Linked DNA regions of Homo sapiens: all the other regions are linked to region 3. A link is a contact called in ENCODE Hi-C or POLR2A ChIA-PET data. All regions are on one chromosome and are shown on one strand. Each heading gives the region's core, a stretch centred on a gene start or an enhancer-like site at or near the end of the contact. The rest is flanking DNA. Distances are from core to core; before and after follow the strand shown.

Region 1 (2,835 bases), core at 151-2,650, 230 kb before region 3:
ACAGGAGTTCCTAACCTAGACTTTAAGTTTAAGCCCAAACCGTTTAGTAAAGATGACCCCAGAACATAAGAAGATGTTTTAAATGGCACATGAAATCATTAAGGTTTAGTCTTAACATTTATCATGGAGAATATATCGCCACTGAATTAACTGTAAATGGGCTGTAATTAGTCAGAGAGAACTGTGTTCAAATCCTGTTTCTGTTATGGGGTAGCTGTGTGACCTTGAGCAGTGTCCTTGTTTAATAAAAAAGTAATACGCATTTGTCTCTAGAGATTATTATAAGAATCTAATGATTCACTTAAAGTGATTAGCATAGACTCTGGCACATAAGAAGTGTTGGCTATTACTCTTATTAAACAGGTAGGGGTCGGATGTGGTGGTTCACGCCTGTAATCTCAGCACTTTGGGAGGCTGAGGCCGGTGGATCACCTGAGGTCAAGAGTTCAAGACCAGCCTGGACAACATGGGGAAACCCCATTTCTACTAAAAATGTGAAAATTAGCCAGGCGTGGTGGCACACGCCTGTAGTCCCAGCTACTTGGGAGGCTGAGGCCGGAGAATCATTTGAACCGAGGAGGCGGAGGTTGCAGTGAGCTGAGATTGTGACACTGCACTCCAGCCTGGGTGACAATGCGAGACTTCGTCTCAAAAAAAAAAAAAAAAAAGAAAAAAAAAATCCAGGTAGGAGTCAAGGGGAAGACCTGAACCCTCAGAGTACAGCCCTTCTTGCCCCTCTGAGCAGGAGTGGGCCCCACACTGACACCATGCCTCCCTTAGCCCTCTACCCCCTGATTTTCAGCAGACATTCTCAACACCAGGGTTAAGGGTTAGCCCTGCACTCAACAACTGAGCTTCCATCTCCCCACATCTCCTCACCTGGATGGGCAGAGATAAGCACAGGCCCAGACACCCATGGCACCCTGTGCCCAATGCTTACGGCCTTGCCACCATCAACCTCCAGTTCACCAGGCCTCATCTCACTATACCCTTTATCCTTGCTTATATCAGCCAGTGCATGCACACATGCAGACACTCACATGCACACATGCAAGCGCACACATGCACACACGCACACACACGCACATGCACTCTAGACTCTCAGGTCTCTCTCATTTCTTTCTAATTCCTGTTAAGACTCTGCATATCCCCCCAACTTTTCTCATCTCCCACCTCTCCTTAAGTCCTAAAGTGCTTCCACGGATGATGAAACCCGTGGTGTGCCATCAGCAAAATCCCCTCCATGCCCAATACCCTCTCTGGTGTTGAGGCTTTCCCTTCCTGCTTTCATGGAAACCTGGCTCTCCTCTGAGAATACCACTTCCCCTGCAGCCCTCTCAAGTGGCAGCTTTGCTTTCTCTTGCAGCCCTCGTACCACTATTTCCTCCCTCCTCATGGCCACCTCCAGTTCATCCTCTACCCTCTTTGTCCCTGAAATCCCCTAGCTTTGAATCTCACGTCATTAGACTATCCTTGCTATCACAATTGTTACCTACCTCTATCATTTCCCACCCTTTCTGCTCCTTCTCCACTGTCACTCTGTCCAATAGTCTAATTCTTAGTACTTTCTAATTTACTTATTTATAGACAAGGTCTCACTCTGTTGCTCAAGCTGGAGTGCAGGGGTGTGATCATGACTCACTGCAGCCTTGACCTCCCAGGCTCCCAAGTAGCTGGGACTACAGGCGTGTACTGCCATGTCCAGCTAATTTTTTAAATTTTTTGTAGAGATGGGTGTCACCACGTTACCCAGGCTGGTCTCAAACTCCTAGGCTCAAGCAATCCTCCCAACTCACCTCCCAAAGTGCTGGGATTACAGGCGTGAGCCATCACACCTGGCCTTATTCTTGGCAATTTCAATATACACAGCAATGAACTTTCCAATGTCCTGGCCCCTCAGTTTCTCGAATTCCTCCTCTCCAATACACTTGTCTTCTGCCCTGCGTCAATCACCTTGCTGTCGTGGTCATACTCCAGACTTTGTCATTACTAATAACAACTCCTCCATGATCTCAAGTTCATGCATCTCCATTCAGTTCACTCACTCTAGTGCCCCAACTCCAGCAATCATTTCAGTTCATCAACAACTCCAAGCCATTGACTCTGCCAGTTTTTCAGTGTCCCTCACCCCCAGGATATCCTACCTTTCATTCTTATCCATTTTAAGTTCCATGATCAATTATTACCAACACTCCTTGCATTTCACCTATTTTGTTCTATTTGCTTTGACACTTCATGACTACTCTGTGCACTTCATCCTACAAACAGGTTGCTGAATGTGGCTGGAGAAACCCACTCAACAGTGCTCACTGGTCTCACCAGCAGCCCCAGTGGGCCCTAAAAGCTGCCCAGTAATCTCACACTATATGGCCCTCTCCCTGTCCCCAGATGGCAACTTAACCCCTTTTCTTCTTCCACAAACATCCAATACCTCCTCCCTCATCATTAAACTCAGCTGAAACCTTGCTTCCCACCCACTCATCTAACAACCTGCAAAAGTGCTCTGCTTCCAACCTATCAGCACAGATGAACTAGCCTTGCTCAGAACTAAAGCCAATCCTTTCACTTGTACACTATATCCCATCCCTGTGCTCCAACGCAAGAACATTCTGTTCCTACCTCTTCCGTATCATCGTCTTCCCCCACTCTCTTAAACAATTCCCATGAGTATACAGCCATACTGTTAATTCTCCCATCCAAAAACAAACCTCTTGACGCCAGTTCCCAACCAGCCATCGCTTCATTTGTCTGCTCCTTTGCGGCAAAATGCCTCAAATAGTTTGTGTTTACTGTCTCCAGGTCTTCTCCTCCCTCACTCTTAACTGAACCCATACC
Region 2 (2,999 bases), core at 355-2,854, 230 kb after region 3:
TCTTCATACTTGGTTCTGATGACATTGTTTTTGGCTAATTTGATTGCCTCCCTTCAGCCCCCGCTAAAACACTTCTCATTATGTTTGCTCCTGTCCCACATTTCTGTGTTGTCAGCCACATGAAACCCAGGTTACCCTGCAGTTTGTAAAGTCCTTTCTGGCCAGGTATGTCCTCATTCCTCCCTCTCATTTCCCACTCTTTCTAGTCACCTGTCTTCCATGCCCTAGACATGCATATCTTCTTATAATTTCTCCCATAATGTGCTCACTCTCACCTCTGTGCTGTTCTTGTCTAAAATATCTTCCACCTTTCCTTTGTTTATTCCTTGTTCTATTCATGCTTCCTTTCTGTCCCATCACTAGCTGAAAGCAATTCAACCTAACTGGCTTTCTAATTGACCTTAGGCTGTGCTGGTGATAATACAGGTTTGAACTCTCAGTTAGACTCCAAATCATATGCAAGTTCAACAAATGTCAGGTGTTCAAAACAAAATGAAACAACCAAACTTCTGTGTCATTACATTTTCCTGAACAGTAAATTAAATCCAAACAAGGTTGAAGTCTTGAAGTAAGCCAGCTTTAGTGCAAAGGAGAAGGCTGGAAGGTTAGAGAAGACTTTGAATCATCTTTTGAGAGACTTAACACTAATGTAAAGGGGTCCTTTATTTTATTTTTTTTTGAGATGGAGATTCACTCTTGTCACCCAGGCTGGAGTGAAATGGCGTGATCTCAGCTCATTTCAACCTCCGCCTCCTGGGTTCAGCCGATTCTCCTGCCTCAGCCTCCTGAGTAGCTGGGATTACAGGCGCCTGTCACCATGCCCGATTAATTTTTGTATTTTTGGTAGAGATGGGGTTTTGCCATGTTGGCCAGGTTGGCCTTGAACATCTGACTCAGGTGATCCACCTGCCTTGGCCTCCAACAGTGCTGGGATGACAGGCATGAGTCACTGTGCCCAGCCTAAGGGGGCTTTTAAATATTAACAGAAATAACAGGCCAGCTGGAGAATCTTTCTAACCCTTGGTAGTTGCATTTTGCTTGGTACAAAGAGGAGATAGATGACAGAATGCTTGTCTTCCTCAATCTATGTTAAAGAGTCTGTTAGGAAGATTAGGAAGATTAACCCTTCCAGATGGTCCCTCCAGTGTACGTTGTAGATATTAGATGAAAACAAAAATGATCAGTAGTGATAAGCCAGCTCTCATTAGTCTTTAGCAGAGGTGGGATAGTGTACAGGTGCCAGATTGTGGAGGTCTGAAGCTCAGCAGGGCCCCCTTTCCAGCTGTGTGATGGTGGGCAAGTTGCTAAATATCTTTGGGCCAATTTTTATATGTAAAAATAAGGTTGGTAATACCTACCTCACAGCATTGTAGAAAGGATTAAAGGAGTTAATACATGTAAACTCCTTATAATAGTGACTGCCACAGAGTAAGTGCTTACTAAGTTTTTACTATTATTATGTATACATGATATGACTGGGAAGGGATGACTCATTCAAGATTTTCAGAAACTATTTATTGTGAAACAGGAAATGGCTCTTTAGAATGCGTATCTTTTTCTAATACCTGACCTGTCTTCAGTGACTCTTGTTTATTTTGGGTTATTCATTCATTAATTAACAAGTGTATTTTGACATTGCTTATAGTCAAGATCCTGAAAGAGTGTATTGTCTGTAGGAGATCATGATATTTTCAATAGAGGATAGATTCTGAAAACTTGTGAGAGTTGTATGAATGAGGTTCTTCTGGCCCATCTGGGTCTATGAACAATCTATACATAAGACATCTGGTTTTATCAGAAATTTGAAACTTACGCATTTTTATGTGTACTCTCCATTCTCAAAGAGAGCCTGGTGCGTGTTTTTGCAGATTTATGTAATATGAGAGTTTCTGGAATCTAGATGAATGTCATTCAGAGTGGTCTCTCTTGAACTTGCCCCACTTGGCTTTTTTCAAAGAAATGTTGTCATCTGCATGCTATGCTTGCTTTGGACTTCAGGGTGGGGTAAAAAATGGCTCAGAAGCTATTGCTTGGTCACCTTTGTAATATCAGGGTGCATTAATGGTACAAGCAAGCAATGTAGATTGTCAAAATTTCAGAATTAGACATTTTATCTTTTTATTAGGATGCTGTAATTTTTTTTTTTTTTTTGTAGAGACGGAGGTCTTTCTGTGTTGATCTTCCCACCTCAACCTCCAAAAGTGTTGGGATTATAGGTGTGAGCCATTGTGCTCAGCCACGTTTTTTTTTTTTTTTAATCTGTTGATAAAGGCTTGTTTTTATGATCCTGTGAAAGTAGATTAGGTGTCAATAGAGTCTTCAGATAATTTGCTTGTTTTATGCTGGAAATTCCTATTAAAATTATGCAATTGGATGAAGCCATTTTGTTATTGTCACTATGAAGTATTTTTTAATAATATAAATATGTTCTTCCTAGAGATAACCCCTTAACCCTTTAGTAGACAGGATAATCAATCACCACATTATCAGAGGGCAAGTCGGTTTTTTTTTTTTTTTAAACTTATGGAAAGGTTATGAGTGCAGAGTGTGATTGTGGAATACTGTGTGCCTTGGGGTTGGAACTGGGCTATAAGTAGGGAGGTAGGAGGCTGGATGCAGGGGCTCACACTTGTAATCCCAGCACTTTGGGAGGTCCAGGCGGCAAGGATCCCTTGAGCCTAGGAGTTCAAGACCACCCTGGGTAACATAGTGAAGCACTGTCTTTACAAAAACTACAAAAATTAGCTAGGTGTGGTGGTGCATGCCTGTAATCCCAGCCACTTGGGAGGCTGAAATGGGAGGATTGCTTCAGCCAGGGAGGTCGAGGCTACAGTGTGCTGTGACTGTGCCACTGCACTCTAGCGTGGGTGACAGAGTGAGACCTTGTCTCAAAAAAAGTGGGGGGTGTGGGGAGGTAGGAGATGAGGAGGACAAAAATCATTGTTTATTCTTTATAATCCTACTGCCACATTTATCTGTCCAAATAAATGGAGAGGAGG
Region 3 (2,712 bases), core at 186-2,685:
AGATTGAGAATGTTTTAAATTATATTTTTCTCATTTAATGTGTACATTAAATGATTATATATGGGTCAGTTTTTTTTTTTTTTTTTTTTTGGGACAGAGTCTCACTCTGTCTCCCAGGCTGGAGTGCAGTGGCATGATCTCACTCATTGCAACCTCTGCCTCCATGTTCAAGTGATTCTCCCACCTCAGCCTCCCGAGTAGCTAGGACTACAGGCGCATGCTACCAGGCCCAGCTAATTTTTGTATTTTTAGTAGAGACAAGGTTTCGCCACATTAGCCAGGCTGGTCTCAAACTCCTGACCTGAGGTGATCCACCCATCTCATCCTCCCAAAGTGCTGGGATTCTGTTTCTTAAGTTTACTGAAAAGGATTTTCAGATTGCAATTTATTATGGTGGATTTCACAGTTGCTCTTAGAACTAAGGGTTAACACAGCCCATGTTTGAGGCCAGGAACTGAATGATACTATGGCGTTTGACACATGTTTTCATGAATATAATATGGTAAGGCTGGTGGCTGAAGGCTTATGTTTACTTTGTTCAACAAGTATTAATTGACTGCGCACTATGTGCCAGACACATATTATAGTAATACAGGCAGGAGAGAATTGCTGGTGGCTTACAGCAGGTAATAATGGTAGAGGTAGAAGTGGTCACATTCTGGATATGTTTATTTTTGGTTTATTTTTTTTTAACTTGGGGTAAAACTTACATAAAATTAATAATTTTGAAGTGAATAATTCAGCTCTAGTACATTCACAATGTCGTACAACCGTTGTTTCTATCTAGTTCCAAAACACTTTTATCACCCCAAAAGGGAACCCTCTTCCCATTAAGCATTTGGCTCCCCGTTTCTCTCTCCCCCTGACTTCTGGCAACCATCCATGTTGTGGCTGTATAGGTTTACCTATTTTGGATATTTCATATAAATGAAATTGTATAATATGTGACCTTGGGTGTCTGGCTTCATTCACTTAACATAATGTTTTTTAAGTTCATCCATGTTGTAGCATGCATCAGTACTTCATTCCTTTTGTGTTGACTACTATTCCATTGTTTGTATATACCACAAATAATTTACCCATTCATCTGTTGATGAACACTTGGGCTATGCCCGCCTTTTGGTTATTGTGAATAGTACTGGTATGAACATATGTATAAATGTATTTGAGTACTGGTTTTCATTTCTTTGGGGGATATAGTTAAAATTGGAAATGTGTGGGTCGTATGGTAATTCTGTGTTTAACTTTTTGAGGAACTGCTAAACTGCTTTTCATAGCAGCTGCTTCATTTTACATCCCAACAGCAATGTATAAAGCTTCCAATTTCCCCACATACTCACCAATACTTGTTACTTTCCTGTCTTTTTTCTTTCTGTTAATTATTATAGCTATCCTAGTGGAGTATGAAGTTGTACCTCACTGTGATTTTGATTTTCATTTTTCATTTTCATTTCCCATTTTTTGAGACAGGGTTTCACTTTGTCACCCAGGCTAGAACGCAATGGCATGATCTTGGCTCGTGGGAACCTTTACCTCCCAGGCTCAAGTGATCCACCTACCTCAGCCTCCCAAGTACCTGGGACCACAAGTGCATGTCACCATGCCTGGCTAATTTTTGTATTTTTGTTAGAGATGGGGTTTCGCCTTGTTGCCCAGGCTCATCTCAAACTCCTGGGCTCAAGCAATCTGCCCACCTCGGCCCCCCAAAGTGCTGGGATTACAAGTGTGAGCCACCATGCCAGGCGAGCATATTTTCATGTGCTTTTTGGCCATTTGTATATCTTCTTTGGAGAAATGTCTATTCAGGTCCTTTGCCCATTTTTCAATTGTGTTGTCTTTTTGTTTTTGAGTTGTAAGAGTTCTTTACAAATTCTGCATACTAGATCCTTATTAAATATATCATTTGCAAATACTTTCTCCCATTTAGTAAACTGTCTTTTCACTTTCTTGATAATTTCCTTTGATGTACATGAGTGTTTTGTTTTGTTTTTTTGTTTTTTTTTAAAGACAGAGTCTCGCCCTGTCACCCACGCAGGAGTGCAATGGCACGATCTCGGCTCACTGCAACCCCCACCTCCCGGGTTCAAGCGAGTCTCCCACCTCAGCCTCCCAAGTAGCTGGGACTACAGGCACACATCACCATGCCTGACTAATTTTTTGTATTTTTCATAGAGACAGGGTCTCACCATGTTGGCCAGGCTGGTCTCAAATTCCTGACCTCAAGTGATCTTCCTGCCTAGGCTTCCCAAAGTGCTGAGATTACAGGCCTGAGCCGCCACACCCGGCCAATTTGTAAATTTTGATGAAATTCCAGTTTACCTATGTTTTTCTTTTGTTACACATGCTTTTGGTGTCATAGTTAAGAATCTGTTGCCTAATCCAGAGTCATAAAGATTTATCCCTGTGTTTTCTTTTAAAAATTTTTTTAAAGATTTTCTTTCTTTATTGAGACAGGGTCTTACTGTGTTGTCCAGGCTGGTCTTGAACACCTGGGCTCAAGCGATCCTTCTGCCTTGGCCTCCCAAAGTGCTAGAATTACAGGTGTGAGTCACTACACCCGGCCCCTATGATTTCTTCTAAAAGTTTTTAGCTGCTATATTTAAGTTGTTGACCCATTTTGAGTGTATATATGGTATGAGATAGGAGTCCAACTTCATCATTTTGCATGTAGGTATTCAGACGTCCTAGCACTATTTGTTAAAGAGACTATTC

What was found. Hi-C counts contacts between places; a loop is a spot of excess contacts on that map. ChIA-PET counts read pairs that join two places held with the same protein, here RNA polymerase II (POLR2A). Pooled maps may share reads with other maps.
Region 1: a pooled map shows a loop between it and region 3 (2.6-fold over the local background). The contact joins two enhancer-like sites. A Hi-C loop is called at or near these places in 1 of 50 pooled maps. POLR2A ChIA-PET finds 5 or more read pairs at or near these places in 2 of 52 experiments (OCI-LY7 and T-cell).
Region 2: a loop to region 3 is called in a map with no recorded cell type, with 8 times the contacts of the local background. The contact joins two enhancer-like sites. A Hi-C loop is called at or near these places in 4 of 37 single-sample maps with no recorded cell type and 8 of 50 pooled maps. POLR2A ChIA-PET finds 5 or more read pairs at or near these places in 1 of 52 experiments (activated CD8-positive, alpha-beta memory T cell).

The regions. Positions count from the first base shown.
Region 1 is chr14:63,937,181-63,940,015 of GRCh38, reverse strand. All of the region lies in intron 2 of SYNE2 (spectrin repeat containing nuclear envelope protein 2), which reads right to left. Among named protein-coding and RNA genes, the nearest start is that of SYNE2, 86 kb to the right of the region's middle. Within about 2 kb of position 1,400, at least 5 of the 41 ENCODE cell types and tissues checked have a DNase peak (open chromatin) inside an H3K27ac peak, as active enhancers do.
Region 2 is chr14:63,469,981-63,472,979 of GRCh38, reverse strand. The region is part of intron 2 of PPP2R5E (protein phosphatase 2 regulatory subunit B'epsilon); the gene reads left to right. Among named protein-coding and RNA genes, the nearest start is that of PPP2R5E, 72 kb to the left of the region's middle. RefSeq lists an enhancer at 1,246-1,325. Within about 2 kb of position 1,604, at least 6 of the 41 ENCODE cell types and tissues checked have a DNase peak (open chromatin) inside an H3K27ac peak, as active enhancers do.
Region 3 is chr14:63,704,419-63,707,130 of GRCh38, reverse strand. All of the region lies in intron 1 of SGPP1 (sphingosine-1-phosphate phosphatase 1), which reads left to right. Among named protein-coding and RNA genes, the nearest start is that of SGPP1, 22 kb to the left of the region's middle. RefSeq lists an enhancer at 1,355-1,484. Within about 2 kb of position 1,435, at least 2 of the 41 ENCODE cell types and tissues checked have a DNase peak (open chromatin) inside an H3K27ac peak, as active enhancers do.